2 separate regions of the Homo sapiens genome follow, and region 1 is linked to region 2. Evidence: chromatin loops called from intact Hi-C (ENCODE). Cell type or tissue: GM12878. All regions are shown on one strand. Links, peaks and the distances in the headings refer to the core of each region. The heading gives the core; the rest is flanking DNA. Region 1 overlaps HIVEP1 (HIVEP zinc finger 1). Region 2 has its middle 55 kb from the start of ADTRP.

Region 1 (15,835 bases), core at 4,195-9,194, 280 kb after region 2:
CAGCAATTCAGTCACATCTTCAAGCTCCACTTTAGTTCTGCTTCTCTTGCTGTTTCCACCACATCTGCGGGGACTTCCTCCACTGAAGTCTTGAATCCCTCAAAGTCATCCTTGAGGACTGGAATCTGCTTCTTCCAAACTCCTGTTAATGTTGCCATTTTGACCTCCTCTCATCAATCATGAATGCTTTTAATGGCATTTAGAATAGTGAATCCTTTCAAGAAGGCTTTCAATTTGCTTTGCCCAGCTCCATCAGAGGAATCACTGTCTATGACAGCTATCACCTTATGAAATGAATTTCTTAAATAGTAAGCCTTGAAAGTAAAAATTACTCCTTGATCCGTGGGCTGAAAAATGGACATTGTATTACCAGGCATGAAAACAACATTCATCTTCTTATACATCTCCATCAGAGCTCTTGAATGACAAGGTTTATTCAATGAGCAGTGATATTTTAAAAGAAATCTATTTTTTCTGAGTAGTCACTCTCAATATTGGGCTTAAAATATTCAGTAAACCATGCTATAAACAGATGTGCTGTCATCCAGGCTTTGTTGTTCCATCTGTACAGCACAGGCAGAGTAGATTTAGCATGATTCTTAAGGGTCTTATGGATTTTCAGAATAGTAGATGAGCGTTTGCTTCAACTTAAAGCCACCAGCTGTATTAGCCCTTAGCAAGAGAGTCAGCCTGTCCTTTGAAGCTTTGAAGCCAGGCATTGACTTCTCTCTAGTATGAAAGCCCTGGATGGCATCTTCTTCCAATAGAAGGCTGGTTTATCTACATAGAAAATCTGTTGTTTTCTGTAGCCACCTTCCTCAGTTATCTTAGCAAAATCTTCTGGATAACTTGCTGCAGCTTCTACATTAACACCTGCTGCTTCACCTTGCCCTTTTATGTCATGGAGATGGCCTCTTTCCTTAAATCTCTTGAGCCAACCTCTGCTAGCTGTCAGCCTTTCTTCTGCAGCTTCCTCACTTGTTTCAGCCTTCATAGCATTGAAGAGAGTTAGGGCCTTTCTCTGGGTTAGGCTTTGGCTTAAGGGATGTTGTGGCTGGTTTCATCTTCTGTCCAAACCACTAAAATTTTCTTCATATCAGCAATAAGACTGTTGTGCTTTTTTGTCGTTCAGGTGTTTCCTGGAGTAGCACTTTTAATTTCCTTCAATAACTTTGCCTTTGCATTCACAACTTGGCTTACTGGCTGGTACAAGCATCCTAGCCTTCAGCCTATCTCAGCTTTCAACACGCCTTCTTCAGTAAGCTTAATCATTTCTAGCTTTTGGCTTAAAGCTAGAGACATGCAACTCTTCCTTTCACTTGAACACTTAGAGGCCCTTGTAGGCTTATTAACTGGCATAATTTTAACATTGTTGTGTCTTGGGTAATAGGCAGGTCCAAGGAGAGGCAGAGAGACGGGAATGGCCAGTTGATGGAGCAGTGAGAACACACACACAACATTTATTAAGTTTACTGTGTTACATGGGCACAATTAATGCAGCCCCAAAATAATTACAACAGTAAAAACAAAGATCACTGATCAAAGATCACCATGACAGATATAATAATAATGCAAAAGTTTGAAGTATTGCAAGAATTAGAAAAAATATGTCACACACCAGAAGTGAGTGCATATGTTTGGAGAAATGGTGCCAAGACAGACTTGCTCCATGCAGAGTTGCCACAAACCCTTAATGCAAAAAGCACAGTATCTGCGAAGCTCAACAAAGCAAGGTATACCTGTATTCATTTTCTTTTGCTGCGTAACAAATTCCTACAAACTTAGCAGTTGACACAGTACTTACTGTCTTGTGGTTCTGTAGGTCAGAAGCCTGACACAGGACCTGGCTATAATGATGATGTCAGCAGGTCTGTCTTCTGGAGGCTCCAGGGGAAATTCTGTTTTCCTGCTTATTCAGGTTACTGGCAGAATTTAGTCCTGTAGCTGTAGTCATCATGTTCTTGTGAGCTGTCAGCTGAAGTCCATTCCCAGCTTTTAGAGGCTACCATGTTCTTTGGACGGGAGCTCTCTTTCTCCGTCTTGAAAGCCAGCAATGGCAGGTCAGGTCTCATTTCCTGTCTCTCTCCTGCCTCTTCAGTTGTTCAATACCTCTGACTTCAGCCCTAAGAGATTCTCCATTGTTATGGGATTGTGTAATTAAATTTGAAAGAGTCCTGCAGTAACCGAGGATAATCTCCCCATCTCAAAATACGTAACCATATCACATTTGCAGCGTCCCCTTTGCCACATTCAGAAACATTTACAGGTTCCAGAGGTTGGGGTGTGGCCATTTTATAGGGCCATTATTTCACCCACCATGCTGCCATATTGGACAGTACAACTTTACACTGTATTATCTTTTAAACGGTGAAATTTTGAAGTGATAAAATTCTTAAAGTTCTTTTTATAATTTTATTATTGTCATTTTCAGAGCTCTTCATTTATATGTATAGATCCACATTTAAGTTTTAACATTTCAGTATAGGCCTGAAGACAACGAATTCTCTCAGCTTTTGTTTTTCTGAAAAAAATCTTGCTATGGCCTTCATTTTTGAAAGCTAAATTATTTCTCAATATGAAATTCTGGGTTGGACAATTTTTTTTTCTTTCAGTAGTGTAAAAATATCACACCATGGTTTCCGTTGAGAAGTCTGCTTTAATTTTTATCTTTTATTCTCTGTGTGTAATGTTTTTCTACCCTCTGGCTGCTTTCAGGATTTTCTCTTTATCTTTGGTTTTCAGCAGTTTGAATATATTGTCTAAATTCTTTTTCTCCCTTTTCTTCTTTTTCTCAGTATTTTTTTTATTCTTTATGCTTATTCTTTCGTATCATATTCTTAATCATCCTAGTTATGGGTTATTTAGGCTTTTTGGATGTATGGTTTGTTGTTTTCATTATTTGGGGAAAATTCTTGGCCATTATTTTTTTCATGTATTTCTACTACCCTGTTTATTCTTCCTTTTCCTGCCGGTTCCTTGTGCTTATGGCGGGGACTGGGACTCTGGGGGCTTTTCTCAGTGCTAGTGCCCCTGCTCAGCTTGCAGCCTCCTGCGCCATAGGCTGGGGGAGTCCCTGCCCACCTCCTCACCGCCCCCCTAGCAGTGGGCTGCTGCTGCTTCCCCCACAGGGCTGGGCTTCTGGATGGGGTGGGGAGGGGAGGGTTGCTCCATCTCCTGGTCCAGCCTCAGTCTTGGCGGTCCCTGTGTTTCCAGCCCCTCCCCCATGGCAAGGGACTGAAATTTTATTGGTGTGGGATTTTGGTCTCAGGACAGTTTCCTGCCTCCCCTGGGGTAGAGGGTGTCCTCCTCTGTTCTTCTCCCGGCTGCAGGGTGTTTCTGTCTGTCCCTGTGGTGACATCTGCTGCCCTTTCCCTATCAGCTTAAAGCCCAAGGCTTTGCTCAGGGGGAGGAAGCTCTCAGGGAGAGTTGGCTTCATGCCTGTCCACTCTGCTTACACGCTTGGGGCACTTCTCTGGCCTCGTCCTGCCCCTCATGTGAGCACCTGGTGCGGGCCCATGTTAAAGAGCCTGTAAGTGAGTGTGGACTCCCTCAGCCCATCCTAATTCAAAGGCAGAAGATACACATGTAAACAGGCAAACAGGGCATTCTAGATTATGACTGTAAAGAAGGGTGGGGTGGGCAGGACAGGGACACCGACCTTAGGTAGAGTGGAGGAACAGCCCAGAGGTAACACTGGTGCGGTGAGTTGAAGGTTGAAAATGACCCTGTCATCTTGAGAGTTGGGTGTAGGGAGGGCTTTTCATGCTGAGGAGATGGCAAGTACAAATCCCAGGGGCAGCAACGAGATGGGGCAGTTCGAGGAGGAGAAAGTTTACCGCAGGCTGAAGCGGAGTGAGTCAGGGGAAATGGTGTAGAGGGAGGTTGGAGAGTTGTGAGTCAGATGTCCCTGCAGTCTTTTGGCCATGTTAAGATGCTTGAATTACATTGCATGAGGAATGGGAAGAACTTGGTGATGATCTGAATGTAGCTTCCTTTTGCTTGCTAAGTGAATTCCAGTCTCTTCTGCTTTGTGTTCAAGGCCTAGAGTAACCTGGTTGTAGAATACCTTTTCCATCCTATCTCCCACTCTACTAATAGATGAACAGCAAGGTTGGCTTCCTGCTCTTAGGTGAGTCTTATGCATTTTCCTGCTCACCTTGTCATGCTGTTCCCTAACTGGAAAGGACTTGTCCCTCTCTGCCTGTCTCTGTAGGCTTTAGTCAGATGTGCTGCTGCCACGAAACTTCTCCCAGGCATTTCCTTACCTCCATCTTCACCAGTTGTTCCCACATCTATGTGGTAGCTTCTTGAGTATACCTGTTTATCACACATTATTTGTTTAATTTGTTTAATTAATTTTTAAATTTGTTTTATTTAATTAATTTTTCTGTCTTGTATCTTTATTCTGGTTCTCTCTGCCAACTTTCACTACCTGTTTATAAACACACTCAACCCTCCCATATCCTAAAGAAGACTTCCCTTGCCCTCCTTTCCCCTGACTCTGACGTCTTGTCTTTCTCTTTTACTTTACAGCCATATCCCCAGGAGAGCGCCTGTATTTGCGGGCCCTGCGCGTCCTCATGCCCTCCTTCACTCCTTACTGGTATATGATAGGGTTTTTACCTCCAGAACCCCGCTGACACTGCTTTCAGAGATAATGATGTCTTCCTAGTCCCAGTGACCACCAAGCCCAGGGACCTCTTGTTAATTTTCATCTGTGTATCTGAATGTGATATTCAACACTATTGGCCACATCTTCCTTTTTAAAAGTTTCTAAACCCCCACTTCCTGGCTGTTCCACTATCACATGTTTTGTCTCATCTTTCTGATTTCCCCTTGTTTCTTTTTGTTTCTAGCTCACCCCTAAGTGTAGGGATTACCCATCCTTCTCATGTCAGACCTCCCCTCTCCACAGCATATTCTCTTTGGCTTATCATTTATGTCCTTTTACAAAAACAGCTCTCACCGCATATTCCCAGATCTGTGCCTCTAGCCCAGACCTCTCTCTAGAGGGAAAAAAAAAGAATGTGCACGTACACTTAATGTATCATAATTTTCATATTGCTGTGTAATCTTTGTAATTATTTTAAATGGATGTATAATGTTATGTTAAGTGGCTGTGCCATAATTAGCCTAACCATTTCCTATTGAAAATTTCTTGTCCTGAATTTCCAGCTACAGTTTACAATTCTGTGCATGTATATTGAGTTTGAGATTGATGCCTGAGTTCAGGGTAGCATTTTAACTCTTGCACAAACTACTGAAAAAAGCCTTCTGAATGGCCTCCTGGTCTGATCTCTTGACCTTCTGGCCGAGCATGATCTCAATTGTTAGAAAACAGGTACTACTTATGTTCCTAAGGCCCAAAAGAGATCTGAAGTTTTTCAGCTGACATGTCTCTGAGTAAATCTGAAAAGAGATTTATTTGGAGGTTCACCTTCAATCAAGACAGGATTTTAAGCACACTCTGAGCTGTGGTTTATCATCCCTACTACTTACCATAAGAATATGCTTTACCACACTTTATTGGCAACTAAGATGCACTCTTGAGCCTTTTAATCTGTTTGCTTTTAATCTGTTACTCTCTAGAAGTAATCCTGAAAAACAGCTGACAGTGATATTTCAAACTCGTTGGTGCTCTTCTTCAAAGAAACATAGAAGCCCTAATAAATAGATTTGTGCCTTGGAAAATAAAGTGTCAGTGACTTCACATAGAACACAGGAATCTTAACTTATACTTCCCCAACTATTCTTTTTTTTTTTTTTTTTTTTTTTTTTTAACAAAGTGGCCCCTGTGGTCTTTCTAAGCTGTTCTTGACTCCCTAACTGATGAAGAGTGCTGGCTTTCCTTTCGAAGCCCAGGTCAGTGGTCTGACAGGGGCAGTGCTGCTGATTTTGGTCCCTCTCCTGAGTGTGCTTTGTATCTGTTATATGAAGTCGTGTTTGGATTTTTGATGTGTTGATACCTCAGAGTTTCTGCTTGATTTTCAGTCATTACCGGTAGCACACTGACAAGTGGGAGAATACAGTTTTCAGTGGCTGCCTGACTCCTATTTTGAATCTTTCTCTTCCCTTCCCAATCTGACTGTAAGTTCTCCCTGTGTAAGGAGAGAGGGTTGTGTTTCAATGCTGGTGTACACCAAGTATGTCTAAACTTAGTAATGGTAAAAACAAACATGCAAAATGACAACATTTCTGGAATCAGGGTGGTGAATAGAAGCCAGTGTACTTCCTCTGAGGCAGAGGCTCGCGGGGGGTGCTGGTTGGTGGGGTTGGTGGGGAGTGATCACATTGCATAAGCTCCATGTGAATCCTTGGGCTGCCTTCTACTGCTTGGTCTTTCTCTTTGTGTCCTCTAATGTATTTTATATTTAATTCACCTTAACAACAAATTGCCTTTAAAATGATGGAAAAGCACAAGTGCTAATGGTGAACAGCTGTCTCCTCCTTCTCTTCATACCAATTTTATTTCTGCTTTGAAGCACTATGGTCTATGCATCCTCTTGACTATGTTGTAGATATAGCCACAAGGTTTGATGATTGTGCTCTTTTCTATAGATAAGAGGACAAGAGAAAATAACTCCAGTCACTCTTTAATAGATAGATTTAAAATTAATCAAGATGAGGGTAAGTTTAAAAAACTATTCCAGGTATTTCATTATCTGAAAACCCAAGGGTCTGCTGCCTTCCACTCTAGGGCCTTGGTTCTCGAGAGAAGGTATTTGTCTATAATTCCTAGCCTGATGGTTTAGCTGCCCACTCTGAGCTGTTCAGCCCCAGATCTTGAGAATCAAGGGGTGGAGAGTGAAAAATGTATGGAGAGGCAGGCACCTTGCTTTCACTTCCACCTCTAAAATGATAGTGCAGTATTCTTCTCACATATGCCTGCCATCGTCCTTCTGTTTGCATCTCTCACATCCCCTCCACTAGCCTCTCCCCTCCTTACAATAAAAAAAAAAGTCCTTGAATTTAGACTGATCCAAGGTCCAGGGTCATCTCACTACCTCCTCCCCTCCCAAGCACCAGTGGTAGAGTGGGCTTTATCCCTTGAACAAGGACAGTGAACCTGTTAAAGAAAGAAGATCCAACAAAATCCAGAAGAATGAACACAACTCAAAAAAGACTGTCAGGAGTATGTTCTCAGCTGAGTGCTGAGTGAGATCACCATTCCCCATGATCTCAGGCAGTAGAAGAGCCTTGAGAATGTGGAAGACAGGCCCAAATTCTGCCTTAAAGGAAATATTACTCCAGAAACACAAGTGTTTTTAAGTGCAGAACTAAAGATCATAAATGTATTTAAGCAAGAGTTCAAACTTAATATGAGACAATAAAATGAGATGAAATGGGAAATATGGAACTAAGGGAATAAAATGAGAACAAAATACTATCAGTCCAAAACTAATGAATAAATATGAAACAGTAAAGAATTTAATGGTGTGACAATTCAGTTGTCAACATAAGAGAAAAGCTTTAGAAAATTGTAGAGAAAACAAAAGGTAAAAACCTTTTCCCTAAATAAAAGAACTTTATTCCAAAAAAAGTTGACCAGAAAACGTATATGAAGATATCATAGAAGAAAAGTTTTCTGAGGTGTAAACCAAATTGCCAGAAAACAAGGGAGTATGCAAAGTTTTGAAGGGAATAGCACCAGTCAAGTGTTAAAATTAAATAGATAACTAAGTATAAACAACGATACAGATAAAATGTAAGTGTTATAAGCTTTGACAAATGAGAGAGGAGGTCATCTATATGTAAAATCAAAACGTGTAGTTCAAAAGTTCCATTTAACATATGTGTTTTTCCAATTCTTAACTCCCAGTAGATTTATAGAAAATAGTTTCTCTTATAAAGAAATATGGATCTTAAGTTTAGCAATTCCTTTATCTTAACTTCAATGTCATTTTCTTTTAAGTACAAGGTTACAGTTTTTGTTGTTGTTGTTTAAATCACATACAGTATTTCTGGGTTGAAATTTTGCATTTTTCTTTGGAGTATAAGACATTATTTAATTTTGAATAACATAACTTTATCTAAAAATAAAAGTTTATCTTAAAATGTTTGTGAAGCAGAGCAAAACAGGCATACCTACCCTGTCCAAGACTCTGGTTGAATAGGTCCTGGATGGGGCCTGACATGGGTAGATTATTTTTAAGTCCATGGTGTTTCAGCTCTGCTAGCTTCTCATCCAAGTGGTTTCTCATCTCTGTTTTTGTATTTATTTTAATAGCCTCCTGGCTTTCACCTTTATGATACCCACATCTAGCTTTTGGAAGTGGATAGAGAGACTACTCAGCCCAGGTTGATGAGCATCATTTTTCACTTTGCCTACTTGCCTGATAGAGTTAATGAGAGTCAAAAAGTGCATCACTGACTTTCTTACATTCATCTTAATAAGGGAAAACCAGTGGGAAAACATCATTTCATGAGTGAGTGGATTGGAGAATAAAAAAATGTTTGTTCAACATTTTGTAAAAGTGAATAATACTGATACTTTTTTCTATTGTTCTTTAGCTCAAATATTTTAGTTATGAGACCCCCTTTTGTTTTTTTTTTTATTATGGTGGGTAAATATATCTTTAATGGAATAGTATGCATTTTTTTCATTAAACTATGATATGAGAGCATATAAACTGATGTCACAATATTACTAGAATATTTCTAATGTAAATTTTATTCTCAATAAGTAGTTATTACAGTGTAGACATTTTGGTCTAATATGAATTTCAAATATGTACGTTGCAACAGCTATTTGAAAATAGTGGAGAATTAAGTAGTTGGCTTTCTACAAATAGAGTAATATACGATTGAATATTTTTTGTTCATATGCCCAACAATCCAACAAATGGAAACCAAAGTAAATCATGGCAAGTAATTATTGCTCAAAAATACAGTAGTTGATAGATTGTGGGCACTGTCACTTAAATACTGATTTATTTCCAACACAACTAGAAATTAAGGTGATTTCATTTCTCTTGCAATAAGTTTTACCTTCTTTCTGCCTATCTCCCTACCTGCCTACCTGCCCTACCTATTGCTAATGACAAAGAAACATAGCCATTGAATATTTTGTTGAGTTAAAGTGGTGATTTTTTTTAAACCAAGGCCCATTACAACCTTATGACTTTTTAATTTTGTTGGTAAGAAACCACAAATAAGTGGATTATTTTAGTTTCATAATTTTCTGTTCATTGATATAATTGCTACATCAGCAATACTTCATGGCTGTCCTGACTATGGTCTGCTCTAGAAATTATATTAGCAGCCCCTTTTCTCCTGAAAATATCAGTTTTGCATACTTAGAAATTTGCTGAAAAGTTTGTTTTAAAAGAACCTTAATGAGATAAGACAGTCAAATACTCAGCATTAAAGGGTTGAATTTTCTTCTTTTTGGCCAGCCTTCTCAGACTGTTGTGTAGACAGAGTCCTCAGGTATTGCTACCAAGCCAATCTAGGTCCATTTGTCTGCACACAATGAAAAGCCAAACACTGAATCACTGGATTTTTATAGAGAGAAAGATTAATGGCAAGGCAGCCATGCAGGAGATGGGCTCAATTCTGTCTTCCCTTACCAGCTTAAAGCAGTATATAAAAGGAGGAGATGCTGGAGGAGGAGTTTTGGGGTTGGTTAATGATTGTTGGAAAGGGAGGGGAGGTTTGGAAAGTCCCTTGAGCAGGCACAGTTGTCTCTTCGTGCTTCCTCATGGGTTGCCTTTGCAAATTCGGAGGGAGTTGGTGTGAAACCTGTGGTGAAAATACTGGCTTTGATATCAGAAAGTCCCTCATCTGGCAAGAAGTCTATTCTGTGCAGATCCCAATCAGCCATACCAGTTCCAACCAGCTTCAACCAGTCAACCAGTTTTGTTACAAGCAGAGGGAGTTCTAACAAGCTGTTTCTTTATCTGCAGTGCTGTAAGACAAGCTCAAAACTTCTTGTTAGTTACCAGTTTCTTTAACCCCATGGAGCACTGTTTAAGTATGATAGTGAAAAGGGGAAAGATAATTCAGTTTTGAAAGATCTAGTTCCAGGATGTTGATTATTCAAGAAAGGAACATAAGCATTCTAGAAATGCACACTTAGGTCTTTGAATGAGTGTTTCAATAGATTTTGATTGGCATCATTGTTCAATTTCCGGAATGCAGAAGTGCAATTTTATTTAAAAAATAGACTTTCCTTAAATACTTTCTTCACTTGTCATAATGTCCTTATGATAGTAATCTTAATTTTCAAAAAATTATAGTTGGTGTATGTACAATGTTACCAATTGTTTGTTGTTGTTGTTGTTTTTTCCAGAAATCTTACAGGCTGGTGTTAAAGGAACTTCGGAATCCCTTAAAGGTGTGAAACGCAAAAAGATCGTAGCTGAGAATCACCTGAAAAAAATACCAAAATCCCCACTGAGAAATCCTCTTCAGGCAAAACATAAACAAAATACAGAAGAGTCATCTTTCGCCGTTCTTCATAGTGCTTCGGAGTCTCACAAGAAACAGAATTATATTCCTGTAAAAAATGGGAAGCAGTTTACCAAACAAAATGGAGAAACACCTGGAATAATTGCTGAAGCCTCAAAATCTGAAGAATCTGTCTCCCCAAAGAAGCCCTTGTTTCTGCAGCAACCATCTGAACTGCGTAGATGGAGATCCGAAGGCGCTGATCCTGCCAAATTCAGTGACCTCGATGAACAATGTGACTCAAGTTCCTTGTCAAGTAAAACCAGGACTGACAATAGCGAATGCATCTCTTCTCATTGTGGCACTACGTCCCCCTCCTATACAAACACTGCATTCGATGTCTTACTGAAAGCAATGGAGCCAGAACTGAGCACCTTGTCACAAAAGGGCTCACCTTGTGCAATTAAGACAGAAAAACTGAGGCCAAATAAAACTGCACGTTCCCCTCCCAAATTAAAAAACAGTTCAATGGATGCCCCAAATCAGACTTCACAGGAATTGGTTGCTGAATCACAGTCTTCTTGTACCTCATACACAGTCCATATGTCTGCTGCTCAGAAGAATGAGCAAGGGGCAATGCAGTCAGCTTCTCATTTGTATCATCAACATGAACACTTTGTTCCCAAATCCAACCAACATAATCAACAGCTTCCGGGGTGTTCAGGTTTCACAGGATCACTGACAAATCTGCAAAATCAAGAGAATGCCAAACTTGAACAGGTTTATAATATAGCAGTGACATCATCTGTAGGCCTAACTTCACCTTCCAGTAGATCTCAGGTTACTCCTCAAAACCAGCAAATGGATTCTGCTTCACCTTTGTCAATAAGTCCGGCTAATTCTACACAGTCGCCCCCCATGCCAATCTATAATTCAACTCATGTTGCCTCTGTTGTTAATCAAAGCGTAGAGCAAATGTGCAATCTTCTTCTGAAAGATCAGAAGCCAAAAAAACAAGGAAAATATATTTGTGAGTATTGCAATAGAGCATGTGCAAAGCCTAGTGTGCTTTTAAAGCATATCCGCTCCCACACTGGAGAGCGACCCTATCCCTGTGTGACTTGTGGATTTTCATTTAAGACTAAAAGTAATCTGTATAAGCACAAGAAATCCCACGCACATACTATCAAACTGGGTCTTGTCTTGCAACCAGATGCTGGTGGCTTGTTCTTGTCCCACGAGTCCCCCAAAGCACTTAGTATTCATTCAGACGTAGAAGACAGTGGGGAGAGCGAGGAGGAAGGCGCCACTGATGAGAGACAGCATGACCTGGGCGCCATGGAGCTGCAGCCTGTGCACATAATAAAGAGGATGTCAAATGCTGAAACTTTACTAAAATCAAGCTTCACTCCAAGCAGTCCAGAAAATGTGATAGGTGACTTTTTGCTACAGGACAGATCTGCAGAATCACAAGCTGTGACAGAGTTACCGAAAGTTGTGGTCCACCATGTCACTGTGTCCCCCTTAAGAACTGACAGTCCAAAGGCCATGGATCCCAAGCCTGAACTTTCTAGTGCACAAAAGCAGAAGGACCTTCAGGTGACAAACGTACAGCCACTTTCAGCCAACATGTCCCAGGGTGGAGTCTCCAGGTTGGAGACTAATGAGAATTCCCACCAGAAAGGCGACATGAATCCACTGGAAGGAAAGCAAGACTCTCACGTAGGAACGGTACACGCCCAGCTACAAAGGCAGCAGGCTACCGATTACTCCCAAGAGCAGCAAGGAAAGCTCCTGAGTCCTCGAAGTTTAGGAAGTACGGATTCTGGTTACTTTTCACGTTCTGAAAGTGCCGATCAAACAGTGAGTCCACCAACTCCCTTTGCCAGAAGGTTACCCAGCACAGAACAAGACTCTGGAAGGAGTAACGGACCCTCTGCAGCTCTTGTCACCACGTCAACACCCTCTGCTTTGCCCACAGGGGAAAAGGCATTGCTTTTACCAGGTCAGATGCGCCCACCTTTGGCCACAAAAACACTTGAGGAGCGGATATCGAAGCTTATCTCAGACAATGAAGCTTTGGTAGATGACAAGCAACTGGATAGTGTGAAGCCGCGGAGAACCTCACTGTCAAGACGAGGAAGCATTGATTCCCCCAAATCATACATATTTAAAGATTCTTTCCAGTTTGATTTAAAACCAGTGGGACGGAGAACAAGTTCAAGCTCTGATATACCGAAGTCACCTTTCACCCCTACTGAAAAATCAAAGCAAGTGTTTCTTCTGTCTGTACCTTCACTTGACTGTTTACCTATCACAAGAAGTAATTCCATGCCGACCACAGGTTATTCAGCAGTACCTGCAAATATAATACCTCCTCCTCATCCACTAAGAGGAAGTCAGTCATTTGATGACAAAATTGGCGCTTTCTATGATGATGTCTTTGTATCGGGACCTAACGCTCCTGTGCCCCAGAGTGGGCATCCCCGTACACTTGTGAGACAAGCAGCCATAGAAGACTCTTCAGCAAATGAAAGTCATGTTCTTGGTACTGGACAGTCCCTGGATGAGAGCCACCAAGGATGCCATGCTGCTGGTGAAGCCATGTCAGTGAGGAGCAAGGCACTGGCACAAGGCCCACATATAGAAAAAAAGAAGTCTCATCAAGGGCGAGGGACAATGTTTGAGTGTGAAACTTGTAGAAACAGGTATAGGAAACTGGAAAATTTTGAAAATCATAAGAAATTTTACTGTTCTGAGTTACATGGACCAAAAACAAAGGTAGCCATGAGAGAACCTGAGCACAGCCCTGTGCCCGGCGGTCTGCAGCCTCAGATTCTACACTACAGAGTCGCTGGGTCCTCCGGCATCTGGGAACAGACGCCCCAGATAAGAAAAAGGAGGAAAATGAAAAGTGTTGGGGATGATGAAGAACTTCAGCAAAATGAAAGTGGAACATCTCCAAAAAGTTCTGAAGGCCTTCAGTTTCAGAATGCTCTGGGCTGTAATCCCAGTTTGCCTAAACATAATGTTACCATAAGAAGTGACCAGCAGCATAAAAATATACAGTTGCAAAACTCCCATATTCACCTTGTTGCCAGGGGCCCTGAGCAGACCATGGATCCCAAGCTGTCGACCATCATGGAACAACAGATAAGTTCAGCAGCCCAGGACAAGATAGAACTGCAGAGACACGGAACTGGAATCTCTGTCATCCAGCACACCAACTCCCTGAGCAGGCCCAACTCATTTGACAAGCCTGAGCCTTTTGAAAGAGCCTCCCCAGTTTCTTTCCAGGAGCTGAATAGAACGGGGAAGTCCGGGTCTCTAAAAGTGATAGGAATCTCCCAAGAGGAAAGTCACCCTTCTCGGGACGGGTCTCATCCTCACCAGCTTGCACTATCAGACGCTCTCAGAGGAGAACTTCAGGAAAGCTCCAGAAAGAGTCCAAGTGAACGACATGTGTTAGGACAGCCCTCAAGACTTGTCCGGCAGCACAACATCCAAGTTCCAGAGATTTTGGTCACAGAAGAACCAGATCGAGACCTGGAAGCTCAATGCCATGATCAAGAAAAGTCAGAGAAGTTCAGTTGGCCCCAGCGTAGTGAAACCTTGTCAAAATTGCCAACAGAGAAACTGCCACCCAAAAAGAAAAGGCTCCGTCTGGCTGAGATAGAACATTCCTCAACAGAATCGAGCTTTGATTCCACTCTCTCCAGGAGTCTAAGTAGGGAGAGCAGTTTATCTCACACTTCAAGTTTCTCAGCCTCTTTAGACATAGAGGACGTTTCTAAAACGGAGGCTTCCCCCAAAATCGATTTTCTAAATAAAGCCGAGTTTCTTATGATTCCAGCTGGCTTGAATACTCTGAATGTTCCTGGATGTCACCGGGAAATGAGGCGTACTGCATCAGAACAGATTAATTGCACGCAAACGTCAATGGAGGTCTCTGATCTCAGAAGCAAATCATTCGATTGTGGAAGCATCACCCCACCCCAGACAACACCACTTACTGAATTGCAGCCTCCATCTTCACCTTCTCGAGTGGGAGTGACTGGGCATGTGCCTCTCTTAGAAAGAAGGAGAGGCCCACTGGTACGGCAAATATCTTTAAACATAGCCCCAGATAGTCATCTGTCTCCTGTACACCCAACATCTTTCCAAAATACTGCTCTTCCCAGTGTGAATGCAGTGCCATATCAGGGGCCTCAGCTCACTAGTACATCTTTAGCTGAGTTTTCTGCAAATACTTTGCACTCTCAGACTCAGGTTAAGGATCTGCAGGCAGAAACATCAAACTCCAGCTCTACCAACGTTTTTCCTGTTCAACAGCTCTGTGATATCAATTTGTTAAATCAAATCCATGCACCGCCTAGCCACCAGAGCACACAGCTATCTCTGCAAGTGTCTACGCAGGGTAGCAAGCCAGATAAAAATTCTGTTTTATCTGGGTCTTCTAAAAGTGAGGATTGCTTTGCTCCCAAATACCAATTGCATTGTCAGGTTTTCACTTCAGGCCCATCTTGCTCTTCTAATCCTGTGCATTCTTTGCCAAATCAAGTTATTTCAGATCCAGTTGGAACAGATCATTGTGTGACATCAGCAACATTACCAACCAAATTAATTGACAGCATGTCTAATTCGCATCCTCTGCTACCACCAGAGCTCAGGCCCCTTGGAAGTCAGGTGCAGAAGGTGCCATCATCATTCATGCTGCCCATACGCCTGCAGAGTAGTGTTCCTGCTTACTGTTTTGCTACACTCACATCCCTGCCACAAATACTAGTGACCCAAGATCTGCCCAATCAGCCAATTTGCCAGACTAATCATAGTGTAGTGCCAATCAGTGAAGAACAAAATTCTGTGCCAACATTACAAAAAGGTCATCAGAATGCTTTGCCAAACCCAGAGAAGGAATTTCTATGTGAAAATGTTTTTTCAGAGATGAGCCAAAATTCTTCTCTATCAGAATCCTTGCCCATAACTCAGAAAATATCTGTTGGTCGACTTTCCCCTCAACAAGAATCTTCAGCTTCGAGTAAAAGGATGCTTTCCCCAGCAAATAGTTTAGACATTGCCATGGAAAAGCACCAGAAGCGGGCCAAAGATGAAAATGGAGCTGTTTGTGCAACAGACGTGAGACCTTTAGAGGCTTTGAGTTCGAGAGTTAATGAAGCTAGTAAACAGAAGAAGCCTATTTTAGTGAGACAGGTTTGTACTACAGAGCCCCTGGACGGTGTGATGTTGGAAAAGGATGTTTTTTCTCAACCTGAAATTAGTAATGAGGCTGTTAATTTGACAAATGTTTTACCAGCTGATAATTCATCAACAGGATGCTCTAAATTTGTCGTTATAGAACCTATAAGTGAATTGCAGGAATTTGAAAACATCAAGTCATCCACATCATTAACTCTTACAGTTCGAAGTTCACCTGCTCCTTCAGAAA
Region 2 (15,835 bases), core at 6,500-11,499:
CACTCAAGTGATGGTGACACTAAAAACTCAGACTTCACTACAATATATCCATGGAACAAAGCTACACTTGTACCTCTTAAATTTATACAAATTTTTCAAAAAAAAATGAAAGGGGTAAAATTCAATCATTCATAAAGAATGGGTGTGTTAAGTGGCTACACCGGGAATCAAGTATAGTGCTAGTGAGTGGAGAGGCGGGGAAAATGGAGGATGGGAGGGTCCCAGATACAAGCTCCTCAACCTCATCAATGTCATGATTGTGCCTGGACCAGCCCTGTTCATTACAATCAGAATCCCTCCTGTGCGTCTTGGACATAAGCCTTAGCTAGCTGGCCAACCTCAGAACAGACCCTGCCCATGTTTGTCCCAAGGCAGCCTAACTCCATTTTTTATTTAGATATGCAATTCTGGCCATTCAAGCTTCTTTCACCAGGAACTATTTAATTATATGCATTCCATGTTCGTCCTGAGGTAAATTAGCCTAAGTGATTATTGTATCAAACCCTCCAACTAAATTGTGCTCAAGGACATCTAACCTCTTAAATGTTATATAAATGAACATAACTGGACTTACATAATTTTTAAATAATGCATGATATTTGTACCTATTTGGGGGGGTACATGTGACTTTTTTATATACGTATACAATGTGTAACGATCAAATCACAGTATTTAAGATTTCCATCACCTCAAACATTATCATTTATTTGTGTTGGTAACAATTTCAAATCTTCTCTTCTAGCTATTTTGAAATCTACAATAAATTATTGTTAACTACAGCCACCCTATTATGCTATGGAACACTGAAACTTATTCTTTTATCTAAATATATATATATATATATATATATACATTTTTAATCTATTAACCAAACTCTCTTCATCCCCCTAAAACACACCCTTGCCAGCCTCTGGTAACTATCATTCTAATTTCTACCTCCATGAGATCAACTTCTAGAGCTCCCACATGTGAGTGAGAATATTGGATATTTGTCTTTCTGTGCCGGGTTTATTTCACTTAACATAATGACCTCTGGTTCTACCCATGTTGCTGCAAATGACAGGATTTCATTCTTTTTTTGTGGCTGAATGGTACTCCATTGTGTATATTTACCACATTTTCTTTATCCACTCATCTGTCTGTGGACACTTAGGTTGATTCTGTATCTTGGCTATTGTGAATAGCGCTTTAGTAAATATCCAAATTCTGCCAGGCTCATACCTGTAATCCCAGCACTTTGGGGGCTGAGGCAGGAGGATTGCTTGAGGCCAGGACCAGAGCAACATAGATAATGATAATGCTTGAGATCAGCCAGGGCAACGTAGACAGATTCCATCTCTACAAAAAACAAAAAAAATAGCCAGTTGTAGTGACATGCCTCTGTGGCCCCAGCTACTCAGGAGGCTGACAAGGGAGGATCACTTGAGCCCAGGAGTTCAAGGCTGCAGTGAGCTGTGATCGCACCACTGAACGCCAGCCTGGGCGACACAGTGAGACCCGTCTAACAAAAGAAAGAAAGAAACAAGGTGTAGGTATCCCTTTGATGTACTGATTTCCTTTCCTTTCGATAAATACCCAGTGGTGGGATTGCAGGATCCTGTGGTAGTTCTGTAGCACCCCCGGGTGGATATGGGGTATGTCAGTGGTACTCCAGGCATGTGGGGTGCGGGGGTGGTTAGGCCCCAAGGCAGGGTGTAATCTGGCGGGGGATGGGCTCCCCAAATGCCACTGCACTGCCACTGCTTGGGTCCCAGGGGTGTGTAGGACCCAGTGTGAACCCATCTTTGGAACAATGCCTACTGCAGATGGCTGTCTGTACTAGTCTCAGAGCCCCCAAAGGCCAAGGGGCTCTTCTGCGCCTAGGAATGTAGGAGTCCGCTGTGCTTGTGTGGACCACTGGGGCCTCTCACTTACCTTCTCCCCCAGCCAATCCTGGCTGCCTGGCTGCTTTGCTGCCCTCTCCTTCCCTGCCCCCAGGGTCCCTTGTCACTTTCCTGCTGAATTCTAGTGTGGTCTCCGACAGGCTCTATTCAACGTGCGTTTTTCTACTCGCGGTTTTGGTTCTTTGTGGAGGAGGCCAGTGCTGGGCGCCTCTTGTCGGGCATCTTGAAGCCTCGTCCGCGCTGATGTATTTATATTCTTTCCATGGCTCTAACTCAAAATAGTTCCAGGAGATATTGGTTGATTTCTTGGATTTTTTGTTTCTTTCTTTTTGTCTAACAAGTTTAATTTTACTTAAGAACAAAACGGGCCAGGATCCGTGGCTCATGCCTGTCATCCCAGCTTTTTGGGAGGCCAAGGCAGGAAGATCACTTGAGTCTAGGAATTCAAGACCAGTCCGGGCAACACAGCAAGACCCCATCTCTATAAAAAAATAAAAAGTAAAAGAAGGTAAAACAAAAACCAAAAAAAAAAACTCCACAAAACTTAGAAATCTCCCTCTCCTTAGGTGACAGAGTTCCCTTGTGTTAGCTTCACCCAGTATGTGTGAGGGAACCTCGCCCCACCTTATCTAAAGCCTTAGGATAGGGACAAATGGGATTTCCAGATATGTGCCCAAATCAGTGCAAAGGGAAAACCTCTAACCAGTAAGAATGATGGGGATACAGATACCTTATGTGACTTTTCTTTGAAGAAAAAGGTAAAAGGAACAGTTTCACCTATTTCAAGTGCAGTTAAATGTGATCCAGGAAAATGAAGGTGATTCCTGTGCTAGAATGATTTGTCCCTCCCATCTCTGTCCCTTTTCCCACAAATACCTATGTATGTTTTCTGTATATGGGGCTACCACTGAATTTAAAAGGCACTTAGAGAAGTGAAGACTTCCACAAAAGAGGAAATGAAAGAGGGATAAAAATGAACTTCTGATTTCAGCTGAACTCACCCAGATGGCAAAGAGAAAAAAAAAAGGTGACAATTTTGACCTCAGAAAGCAGTATAATAGTAAGAAAAGTCAACTTGAGCTCAACTCCAATTTCCTATTTGACGGCTAAATAAATGTTAAATGACTTTGTAAATATTTTTAAATGAGTGGTTTTGGAGTGGGAGTGGTGAAGAAAAAAGGGAAAAGAGGTTAACTACCACACATAAAACAACCAGTTCATGCAGCCTATGGCCAATTTTTACAGCTGGATTCTTATAAACTGCTTGAAGAATTGGGCGAGAGACGGGTTTATGATGTTACCATGGCAGTCCTGCAGTTTTTTGACAAAATATTGTGACACTAAAGCAGATGTACTGTGGGAGGTAGACATAGTGGTTGCGACAAGTATGAAGGAATTTAAGACCCTCACTAAATATTTCAGCGAAGAATGTCTCACCGAACTGCCACAGGATTTAATTAGCTGTGGAGTAAGAGGTGAAGGGTTAATCCAAGGTCAATGTGGAGGACAAGGAAGCCCCTGACACATGCAGCTATTTGATATTTGCTGAATGCCACATTGCAGTCAATTGGAATAGTAAATTAGCCTAGCAGGAGAAAGAATAGGAACTTAGTTTCTTTAAATCAATTGGATATGATGGTGTTCAATTATTTAATTTCCATATGCGTTTCTCTGAGCTTCTTTCTGTCAATCCAGTAATTTCTTCTGAAGTGTTAAAAGTGCCTGCCAAGCAAGGAAGACGTATACTCCAGCTTTCAAAGTGAGAAACAATTTGATTGAGCTCAATTAAGAACAATTGAATTGTATTTAATAGTGTTTGGTGTCTATATTTGCCTCTTTATACTACTTCAAATGTTTTGTTTTGTTTTGTTTTTCTCATTCACGGAGGAGGGGGGGAGAAAAAGCTGTCGGGCTGACATTTTTTCCTACCCACAGAATTCAGAGCAAGCTTGTTTGCTTGAATAGAACAAACTCCGAAACCCTGTCTAGAATAAAGGAAAATTTCTCAGGCATATTGAGCACCTCAATCATTCGTTAATTGAGTCAACAAATATTCCTTGAGCATCTGTTATGGACCAGGCATTGTGCAACGCACTGTCTTCCCACCAATCAAACATAGAAACCCGATAAGTTGGGATATAAAACAATGGCATCTCTTCAAAGGAAAGCCCTCAGGTGGGCAGAAGGTATTCTCAGTCTACTAACTCAGAGTGATTAAACTGTTGATCACCTCTGTAACAAATCCAAGTTGCAGAGAGGTTAACTGATTTGTCAAAGATAACCAGCTACTTTAGTATGTGCAAATGAAGTAAATAATTTTCTGATTTTTATTCTCTGGTTTAACTACTAGATAGATTTTCCATGGTATTTCTCTAATAAATTATTTGTCTACATACTTACGGTAAGGGCACATTTTGACTTTTTTTCATTTTTTAAGAATTTTGACTGATAGTAAACTCACATACACACTCAAAAGTGAATATTTAGTCTGACTTGAGTGTTGTGAATAAGCAAATATCTTCTATTCCAAATTAATGTGGTCAGGAAGAGAGAAGAAAAATCAACGAACTTTAGCAAACTTACAGAATAGTAAACTCCCAAGAGTCCTCAGTCTTGTTAAGGTGAAAAGAAAACGTGAGCCACCATTTAACCATGTTATCACATTAGGGATCAACCATGCATCCAAGCCAAGTTACACCAAGTACAGTGTTAGCCAAGAAACGCTAGCCTTAGCAGAAAGCACTGGGCAATTCTAACACCACTGATGTCTGCAGAAGTGCTTTCAGGAGCTCCATTCAGCAACAGGCTTAAAGGGAATAATTAAAGATTAGGCCTAAGGCTGGGTGAATGCTACTGCCTTTACCAGCTGCCCTTCAGGGCTGACCTTGGAGCTGAAGCACCTGACAGCTGTGAACCAACGTCAGCAGTTGTGGAAACAAGATACCGCAGTTTCTTTACCCCTACCCCAACAGCTCATGCAATTTGCTCAGTTGAAATCTATTTCCTGAATGCCTACTCTGCAGCAGGCATTGGACTGCCTGCTAGGAATACCGTTCTGGACAAGACAGACAACACACTGTCCTTGTATCATCCAGTAGAATCCATGGTATAGGAGTGTGAGTTAGTGATCCAGATATTTCATTCAATTGACTTTTTAATTATATGGAATTGAGCATCCTTTTGCTCTGGTCCCACTAGAGATCTCTTGTCCTGGAAGATGCAAGGAACAAGGACCTCTTCTTCATGGAGGTCCTTGACTGGAGATGTGCCTGCCTACCCAGCGCCTACATGTGGCAGAATGTCACAGAGGGATGTGGTCAGAGTCCCCAGAGCCTTCTTTGGATTTGCAGTGCCTACATGACTCTCACAGCGCTACTAGGAGCTGTTAAATGCATGCAGCCGATCTGGCAGTGGTAGTTACATTTTACCCACCTTTGATGCTCAGTCCCTCCTTGGGAGCTCTCCTCTTCTGCAAGTGACTCCTGCAGAAACCCAACAACATATGTGTCTGTGTCTGGAAGAAACATTAGGAAGAACAAGACCAGGAACATGGTGCTCAGTTCCATGATATATATTTTCATGAGATTCTTAGTTGGCTGCGTCATAAATGTTCAAACTAAACTAACATAAATTACTCTTATTGCTTCATGAATCTTGATCTTTATAAAGGAAGAGGCTTATTTATAAAGAAAAGAGGCTTATTTGGCTCACAGTTCCGCAGGCTGTACAAGGAGCATGGCACCAGCATCTGCTTCTGGTGAGGGCTGCCGGGAGCTTCCACTCACAGAAGGCGAAGGAGAGTAGGCATCACACAGCAAGAGGAAGAGAGCAAGAGAGAGGAGTACCAGGTTCTTTAGATAACCAAGGAATAGATCTACTTAAACTAGTTGAAGCAAAGCAGCATCAAAACTTCTGCCCAAAGAATGACTATCATTGTTAAATACTGAAACAGGAAAGATTCCCTTGTCCGACTAGCAGGGTATACGACAGGGGAGTGGCTGGCGTCTTCAGCGCCCCGCTGCTCAAATCTCTAGGGGACCACACAGACGGGCAGGCTGTGGGGCTCCGACCCCACGGCCTGTGTCTAGGGGTGAATGTTTACAGCTCCTGAAGCCCCAGTGGGAGTATGTTGCAGGGTGCTCTTTTAGTTTGCCGTCCACAGGCAGCTTGTGTTAGGTCAATTAGACCCTCTACCTTGTCGCAAGGACAGAGGAATTTCTGTATCCTGAGGTTTCTAGCCTTAGTGGACTGGAAGAATCGGATCACACGTGGGCTTGAAGAATGGAGTGAGTGCACAGGTTTTATCGGGGAGTTCTCAGCAGATGGGGGAGCCAGAAGGGAGATGGTTTTCCCCTGGAGTCCGCCACCGGCCCTGGCTCTCCTCAGACTGCCCCGGCAAACTCCACGTCGTTCTGCTGGTCAGTGGCCTATCGGCACGCCAGAGCTGGGGCCAGTGCGTTCCTCCGCCGCGATGTGCTCTTTTGGACCTCCAGCTGCTTCTGTCTCTGTCTTGCTAGGGTCTCGGGTGTTTATAGGCCCAGGATGGGGGCGTGGCAGGTCAGTGTGGTCTTGGAAAATGCAACATTTGGGCGCGAAGGCAGAAGTGCCTGTCCTCACCTAGGTCTGTGGGGGTGGAGCCCTAGCCAGGGGCCACGCCCTTCCTCTACCCAGCACTTCTCTTCCCCCACTTCCCTGTCATTTATAGCGACCACACTCTTCTCTTCCCAGCACTTCCGTATCAATATTACTTAAAGCTAGCTTTGAAAATTAGTTGTTTGTTCCTAGAAAGGGTGAAGGACACCAGCTCAGAAGTATTCCTGTTGAGGACATGTGAGATGTCGATGTCAGTTAATCTGTTCCACTGACCCTCAGATAGCCAGACAATTATCAGAAAATTCTTCCTTTTCACTGGTAGTAGGAAAAACACTTCCATGAACACAACTCTCTTCTTATAAAATCAGATGATTATTTGGATATGCTTAGTATCTTTTAAAACCATAGGTTAATATACAGCATAGAAGAAAAGCAATTTAAGAAAAGGGGGGCTCTGAAACTCCAAAGCCCTTAAGACCTTCTTGAAATCCATGGAAGAAAACAAAGGTGATGTTGAATGTATTTCATATTTGGAAATCAAATAATAAGTAAGGGTTCCCACTAAGGTCTGCTATATTGATAATCACTTAGACTTTTTGTGAGCTAAATCTTCTGTGGTTGCTACAGCAAACATTTATTGAATACCTTCTAAGTATGAGACTCAGTACTAGGATGTTTTAAAGATTATACAATTCTTATTTAAGATGTGATATATAGTGATTAAATCTCATTCACAAAAGTAGGGTTTTAGTTGTGCTTGAGCTTATATGTAAAGGTATGTACATATACATGTATGCGGTTTGTTCTTCCTATTTGCAAATGCCCATATTGGGAGAAAATGCCAGTGCCAGTCAAAGCCAACTGAATTGTTGTGCATTGACACATACTGAGAAAAAAAGGGCACAGCAACAAAAATGTTCTAGTCCCAATCAAGCGATAAACAAAATAAACAAAAGATATTCAAATCAACTTTAAAGAACCTGTTTTTGCTGAGTTTTGGAAGAAACATTAAGACAGTGGCTCAAGTTCCCACTTGAACATGAGTGTTTGTTGTTATTTTTAATGCTAGTTTTAAGGTTGAATTCATTAATGTCATGGTTTTGAATAACTTGAATTTTATTTACCTCTGGGCAGGTGAGCCTCCCTACAAATGACCATGATGTAGAAAACACTTGCACACATAGACATATGTGTCACATGGATGTATAGTACACTTCTTAGGTCAAGTTTTTTTTTTTTTTTTTGAGACGGAGTCTTGCTCTGTCACCAGGCTGGAGTGCAGTGGCACAATCTTGACTCACTGCAACCTCTGCCTCCCAGGTTCAAGCGATTCTCCTGCCTCAGCCTCCCGAGTAGCTGGGACTGTAGGTGTGTGCCACCACACCTGTCTAATTTTTGTATTTTTGGTAGAGACAGGGTTTCACCATGTCGGCCAGGATGGTCTCAATCTCTTGACCTCATGATCTGCCTGCCTCAGCCTCCCAAAGTACTGGGATTACAGGCATGAGCCACTGCGCCCAGCCAAGATTTTTTCAGTTCGCATGAGAGGGAGGCCTTTGGGGAGACAGGTGGATACTGAGCTCTTCTTGGTAACAGGAAAGCCATTAGAATAGGAAGCAGTGAATCAGGTGAAGAATCAGAGTGAGGAAGGAGCCAGTGAAGCTGCAGTGGGTCAGAAGCATAGTCACAGGGAGGTTGGGCGTTATCTCAGTGCATTTGCTATAAAGGAACACCTGAGGAATGGGTCATTTATAAAGAAAAGAGGCTTAGTTGGCTCACAGTTCTGCAGGCTGTACAAAAAGCAAGGTGGCAACATCTGCTTCTGGTGAGGGCTGCAGGGAGCTTCCATTCACAACAGAAGATGAAGGAGAGCAGGCATCACTTAGCAAGAGGAAGGGAGCAAGAGAGAGAGGGGAGAGGTACCAGGCCCTTTCAAACAACCAACTCTCAGGTAAGCAAATAGAGCAAAAACTCCTGCATTACCACAAGTGGATACCAAGCCATTCATGAGGGATCCGCCCCCGTGACCCAAACACCTCTCACCAGGCCCCACCTCCAACAAGGGATCAAATTTCAACACGAGATTTGGAGGAGACAAATATTCAAAGTAATCAGGAACTCTGGCAGAACTTCAAATGCCGAGAGTGGAATTTTGAGGTTAAAATTAATGGCCATGATAGTTACTAGAAGCTTTTGAAATATGAGTGGGTTTAATTATTTGACTGAGTTGATGTCAATAGCCTGAGATAGTAACAATGATGATTGTGTGCTGTTGCTGTTCTTCAGCCCTTCGCACTAAGGAAAGTTCTTCGAAGCCCACAGCCAGCTTGCAGGTGGAGAGGGCAGATAAAAAGAAAATGGTCATGAACATAAGCATGATTCTGCCGTTTTCTATGGCTCTGGACAGACCAGTTGCCTGAGATACCTCCAAAATTCATTTAGAAAGATGTGACAAGAAGGTTTCAGTGTTAGAACGTTGACGTCTAAGTTATTTATGGCAGAGTCCCAGCTGCCGCCAGAATTCCCCTTCTTAAAATAACCAACAGGTGGGTGACCTGGTCTTGAAGAACATTGTATCAGAGTATGCATGGGATACAATACTGCCTTCTTTCTTTTCTTGCTTAGGTAGTACTACCTTTAGCTAGTAATAAGACCCCTTGAATTTTGGAATTCAGGTATCAGAAAAAAGCTGCTAGCTCAGTGCCTTTTATATACACATAGGTATTTAATACATGTTTTTGCTTATCGATTGGTAAAAACTCCTAAAGATAGGTGCATGCTTGTGTGTGTGTAATGATTTTTAGAGATTATGGGTTTGGAACTGTCTTTGTTCTATTTAGATCAATATGATCATCCATTTATCTTGCTCTTCTTGTTTTTTATTGACTTTTTTCCTGTAATGTATGTACCAAAAGTATTTGCTGTTGCATCTTCTTAAGAGAATGCAAACATGACCGTGTTTCCTTTCTCTCAGAAAAAATGACAATTCATTTTCCAGAAATCATTTAAATTAAAATTGATGTTCTTTGGACATTAAAAAAAGGGGTGGGGCAGCATGAATTTTTTTCTTCTTGTAGTTTGACTGCTCACTGGCAAGAGGAGAAAGCCAGTCCTGAAGCCTGGGGTTGCTAGACTGGCCACCTTTCCCTCCTGTCTTTCAGCATGCCCTTTTAAGAGCAGGAAACATGAAAGGGTTTGGCTCAGACCCCAATTCCACTAAAGGCGTTATCCAATTGGCACTGAGGTCTGTCTCTGGCCTTGGTGGCTTCCCTGATGGCTGTAGCATTTGTTCCACAGCAATGACATTCAAATCCCGAGAGATGCATGAAAACACAAAAATAATGTGTGGTGAGGAAACAAGTCTCCTAACTGGTTCTTCAACAATCCTCCTTTGTGTCAAACCCAGATTGCATTTGGTTGGATGCAGGGACAATGCTAGGCCATGAAGAAAACAGAGATCAAAGGAGATGGGATTTCCAGAGGCTAGGAACAGAGGCCCTCCAAGCAAGAGAGGCACTCACAAAGTCAGTGAAGCTGTGGTGGTAATCTTGGTTGTAGGTGAGGAACCAGAACAGACCCCAAGAGTGGCAAGGGTCATTCTGGAAATGTACAGCTTAAAGAACACAGCTAAAATCTAGGGTAGATAGCAAGGTGAAACAGAGAGCCCATGAGCCTTGGAATCAGAAAATCAGAATTCTGGTCTTAGTCTGTCTCCAAGCAACTGTGAGTTCTTGGCCAGATAGTTTATCCCATCTGAGCCTCAATTTCCTCGTCTCTGAAGTGTAGGGTTTGGATTAAATGACCTCTTAAGTGCCTTTAATTTTTTATAATTATATGCCTGAGAGAAGTTGTCATTGTAATTTGGCCCTATTGGGGTTATGTTTTTTAAAGCTTGATAACAAGGAAAGTTTGCATGACAAAGTATACTTATCTGATTTAGAATTATTATTTCCTTTAATGTTTTCACATTACCCCCTTGGCGAGGTTCATTAAATTTGCCATGTGCAATGGATCTAAGGATTCTGATCCTGATACAATAAGATGTCTATTGAGCATCTCAGGTTGGTTATCAGCCCATTCTTCATTGCCTGTGGGTGACAACACAGAACACATGTTTATCATTCATCTGACCAGGATCCTTGCATCAGATTTTCAAGAAAGTTACAGGAGCAGCCATGGTCAGTGATAAAGAAATTGTTTCACTGAAAAATAGATAGGCAATGAGACATCCTTTGGACAGAACCAAGCAAAACTGGATTTTTGGACCTTAGATTTAGAATATAATCCCTCAGCTTGAAAGGGTTAATATAGGCCTTAGAAAGCATGTTGATATACATTTTTAAATTGATAAAGACCACCAAATTCTCCTCTTCTGGAGGAAGGTGAAGCTCAGAAAAGTTGAGTGAATTCTCCAGAGAAATATAGCTGGTTAAGGCAGGACTGAGGCTCAGTCTAGGTTATTCCACTCTCTATTCAACACTTTCTCTCTTTTCCCCATCAGTTTTTTTTTTTGTTTGTTTGTTTGTTTTTTGATGGAGTCTCACTATGTCACCCAGGCTGGAGTGCAGTGGCACAATTTCAGCTCACTGCAACCCCTGCCTCCCAGGTTCAAGTGATTCTCCAGCCTCAGCCTCCCAAGTAGCTGGGACTACAGGCTCTCTCCACCACGCCAGGCTAATTTTTTGTATTTTTAGTACAGATGGGGTTGCACCATGTTGGTCAGGCTGGTCTCAAACTCCTGACCTCAAGTGATCCACTCACCTCGGCCTCCCAAAGTGCTGGAATTACAGGCGCAAGGCACTGTGCCTGGTCCCCCATCAGTTTCTTCTTAACTGAACCAGCCATATTGGAATATTGGAAGCTGGAAGACATCAGTCTCCTAAGTGGTGGCATCAAAACCTGCACAGCTGAGGGGACCTGGGCAAAATGGTCAAATAGGAACAGCTCTGGTCTGAAGCTCCCAGCAAGATTAATACAGAAGGCAGGTGATTTCTGCATTTCCAACTGAGGTACCTGGTTCATCTCATTGGGACTTGTTAGACAGTGGGTGCAGCCCATGGAGGGCAAGCCAAAGGGGGGTGGGGTGTTACCTCACCCAGGAAGTGCAAGGGGTTGGGGAACTCCCTCCCCTAGCCAGGGGAAACCATGAGGGCCTGTGCTGTGAGGAATGGTGCATTTGAGCCCAGATACTATGCTTTTCCCATGGTCTTCATAACCCACAGATCAGGAGATTCCCCTGGGTGCCTGCACCACCAGGGTCCTGCGTTTCAAGCACAAAACTGGGCAGCTGTTTGGGTGGACACTGAGCTAGCTGCATGAATTTTTTTCATACCTCAGTGGTCCCTGCAACACCAGCAAGACAGAACTGTTCACTCCCCTGGAAAGGGGGCTGAAACCAGGGAGCCAAGTGGTCTAGCTCAGCAGATCCCACGCTCATGGAGCCCAGAAAGTTAAGATCCACTGGCTTGAAATTCTTGCTGCCAGCACAGCAGTCTGAAGTTGACCTGGGATGCTCGAGCTTGGTGGGGGAGGGGTGTCCGCCATTACTGAGGGTTGAGTAGGCAGTTTTCCTCTCACAGTGTGAACAAAGCTGCTGGGATGTTCGAACAGGGTGGAGCACACCACAGCTTGGCAAAGCCAAAGTCACTGTAGCCAGACTGCCCCTCTAGATTCCTCCTCTCTGGGCAGGGCATCTCTGAAAGAAAGGCAGCAGCCCCAATCAGGGACATATAGATAAAACTCCCATCTCCCTGGGACAGAGCACCTGGTGGGAGGGGCAGCTGTGGGCGCAGCTTCAGCAGACTTAAATGTTTCTGCCTGCCAGCTCTGAATAGAGCAGCAGATCTCCCAGCACAGTGCTCAAGCTCTGCTAAGGGACAGACTGCCTCCTCAAGTGGGTCCCTGACCCCTGTGCCTCCTGACTGGTAGACACCTCCCAGCAGGGGTTGACAGACACCTCATACAGGAGAGCTTGGGCTGGCATCTGGCAGGTGCCCCCTGGGATGAAGCTTCTACAGGAAGGAACAGGCAGCAGTCTTTGCTGTTCTGCAGCCTCTGCCAGTGATTTCCAGGCAAACAGGGTCTGGAGTGGACCTCCAGCACACTCAAGCGGACCTGCAGCAGAGGGCTCTGACTGTTAGAAGGAAAACTAACAAACAGAAAGGAATAGTATCAACATGAACAAAAAGGACGTCCACTCAGAGACCCCATCCGAATGTCACCAGCATCAAAGACCAAAGGTAGATAAATCCACAAAGATGGGGTGAAACTAGCGCAAAAAGGCTGAAAATTCCAAAAACCAGAATGCCTCTTCTCCTCCAAAGGATCACAACTCCTCGCCAGCAAGGGAACAAAACTGGACGGAGAGTGAGTTTGATGAATTGACAGAAGTAGGCTTCAGAAGGTGGATAATAACCAACTCCTCCAAGCTAAAGGAGCATGTTCTAACCCAATGCAAGGAAGCTAAGAACCTTGAGAAAAGGTTATACAAATTGCTAACTAGAATAGCCAGTTTAGAGAGGAACATACCTGACCTGATGGAGCTGAAAAACATAGCATGAGAACTTTGTGAAGCATACACAAGTATCAATAGCCAAATCGATCAAGCAGAAAAAAAGATATAAGAGATTGAAGATCAACTTAATGAAATAAAGCATGAAGACAATATTAGAGAAAAAAGAATGAAAAGGAATGAACAAAGCCTCCAAGAAATATGGAAATATGTGAAAAGACCAAATCTACGTTTGCCTAGTGTACCTGAAAGTGATGGGGAGAATGCAACCAAGTTGGAAAACACTCTTCAGGATATTATCCAGGAGAACTTCCCCAATCTAGCAAGACAGGCCAACATTCAAATTCAGGAAATACAGAGAACACCACAAAGATACTCCTTGAGAAGAACAACCCCAAGACACATAATCTTCAGATTCACCAGGGTTGAAATGAAGGAAAAAATGTTAAGGGCAGCCAGAGAGAAAGGTCAGGTTACCCACAAAAGGAAGCCCATCAGACTAACAGCAGATTTCTCTGTAGAAATCCTACAAGCCAGAAGAGATTGGGGGCCAATATTCAACATTCTTAAAGAAAAGAATTGTCAATCCACAATTTCATATCCAGCCAAACTAAGCTTCATAAGCAAAGGAGAAATAAAGTCCTTTACAGACAAGCAAATGTTGAGAGATTTTGTCACCACCAGGCCTGCCTTACAAGAGCTCCTGAAGGAAGCACTAAATATGGAAAGGAAAAACCGGTACTAGCCACTGCCAAAACATGACAAATTGTAAAGACCATCAACACTATGAAGAAACTGCATTAACTAATGGGCAAAATAACCAGCTAGCCTCATAATGACAGGATCAAATTCACACATAACAATATTATCCTTAAATATAAATGGCTTAAATGCCCCAATTAAAAGACACAGACTGGCAAATTGGATAAAGAGTCAAGACCTGTTGGTGTGCTGTATTCAGGAGACACATTTCACATGCAAAGACATATACAGGCTCAAAATAAAGGGATAGAGGAATATTTACCAAGCAAATGGAAAGCAAAAAAAAAAAAAAAAAAAAGCATGGGTTGCAATCCTAGTCTCTGATAAAAGAGACTTTAAACCAACAAAGTTCAAAAAGACAAAGAAAAGCATTACATAATGGAAAAGGAATCAATGCAACAAGAAGAGGTAACTATCCTAAATATATAGGCATCCAATACAGGAGCACCCAGATTCATAAACCAAGTTCTTCGAGACCTACAAAGAGACTTAGACTCCCACACAATAATAGTGGGAGACTTTAACACCCCACTGTCAATATTAGGCAGATCAACGAGACAGAAAATTAAAAAGGACATTCAGGACTTGAACTCAGCTCTGGACTAAGCGGACCTAATAGGCATCTACAGAACTCTCCACCCCAAATCAACAGAATATACATTTTTCTCAGCACCACATCACACTTATTTTAAGACTGACCACATAATTGGAAGTAAAACACTCCTCAGCAAATGCAAAAGAATGGAAATTATAAAAACAGTCTCTCAGACCACAGTGCAATCAAATTAGAACTCAGGATTAAGAAACTCACTAAAACCACACAACTACATGGAAATTGAACAACCTGCTCCTGAATGACTACTGGGTAAATAACGAAATTAAGGCAGAAATAAATAAGTCCTTTGAAATCAATGAGAACAAAGACACAACATACCAGAATCTCTGGGACACAGCTAAAGCAGAGTTTAGAGGGAAATTTATAGCACTAAGTGCCCACGGGAGAAAGTGGGAAAGATCTAAAATCAACACTCTAACATCACAATTAAAAGAACTAGGCAAACAAATTCAAAAGTTTCAGAAGACAAGAAATAACTAAGATCAGAGCAGAAGTGAAGGAGATAGAGACATGAAAAACCCTTCAAAAATTAATGAATCCAGGAGCTGTTTTTTTGAAAAAATTAACAAAATAAATAGACAGCTAGCCAGACTAGAAGAAAAGAGAGAAGAATCAAATAGACACAATAAAAAATGATAAAGGGGATATCACCACTGATCCCACAGAAATACAAACTACCATCAGAGAATACTATAAACACCTCTATGCAAATAAACTACAAAATCTAGAAGAAATGGATAAATTGCTGGACACATACACGCTCCCAAGACTAAACCAGGAAGAAGTCGAATCCCTGAATAGACCAATAACAAGTTCTGAAATTGAGGCAGTAATTAATAGCCTACCAACCAAAAAAAGTCCAGGACCAGACAGATTCACAGCCGAATTCTACCAGAGGTACAAAGAGGAGCTGGTACCATTCCTTCTGAAAGTATTCCACACAATAGAAAAAGAGGCACTCCTCCCTAACTCATTTTATGAGGCCAGCAACATGCTGATACCAAAACCTGGCAGAGACACAACAAAAAAAAGAAAATTTCAAGCCAACGTCCCTGATGAACATAGATGTGAAAATCCTCAATAAAATACTGGCAAACCAAATCCAGCAGCACATCAAAAAGCTTATCCACTACAATCAAGTCAGCTTCATCCCTAGGGTGCAAGGCTGGTTCAACATATGCAAATCAATAAATGTAATCCATCACATAAACAGAACCAATCACAAAAACCATATGATTATCTCAATAGATGCAGAAAAGGCCTTTGATAAAATTCAACACCCCTTCATGCTAAAAACTGTCAATAAACTAGGAATTGATGGAACATATCTCAAAATAATAAGAGCTATTTATGACAAACCCAAAGCCAATATCATACTGAGTGGGCAAAAGCTGGAAGTAGTCCCTTTAAAAACTGGCACAAGACAAGGATGCCCCCTCTCACCACTCGTATTCTGCATAGTATTGGAAA

The links. Peaks named below come from ENCODE experiments on the same cell type or tissue, not always from the same donor. Only the 100,000 strongest peaks of a DNase experiment are listed, where the experiment ranks them.
Region 1: it touches region 2 in a loop (6-fold over the local background); 1 of 110 quality-filtered maps calls a loop at or near these places.

The regions. Positions count from the first base shown.
Region 1 is chr6:12,109,599-12,125,433 of GRCh38, forward strand. It overlaps HIVEP1 (HIVEP zinc finger 1), which reads left to right. Exons shown (of 9, transcript NM_002114.4): 4 at 10,292-15,835. Among named protein-coding and RNA genes, the nearest start is that of HIVEP1, 110 kb to the left of the region's middle. RefSeq lists enhancers at 4,732-4,781, 9,491-9,540, 9,558-9,852, 9,571-9,680, 9,691-9,800. In GM12878, for the core only: no CTCF peak of the experiment used is centred there; DNase peaks (open chromatin) are centred at 4,760, 6,153 and 6,889; H3K4me3 peaks cover 2,328 bases; H3K27ac peaks cover 4,674 bases.
Region 2 is chr6:11,825,499-11,841,333 of GRCh38, forward strand. No RefSeq gene overlaps it. Among named protein-coding and RNA genes, the nearest start is that of ADTRP, 55 kb to the left of the region's middle. RefSeq lists silencers at 8,334-8,563, 8,411-8,601, 12,649-12,831 and an enhancer at 8,824-9,123. In GM12878, for the core only: no CTCF peak of the experiment used is centred there; DNase peaks (open chromatin) are centred at 8,493 and 8,853; H3K4me3 peaks cover 746 bases; H3K27ac peaks cover 4,391 bases.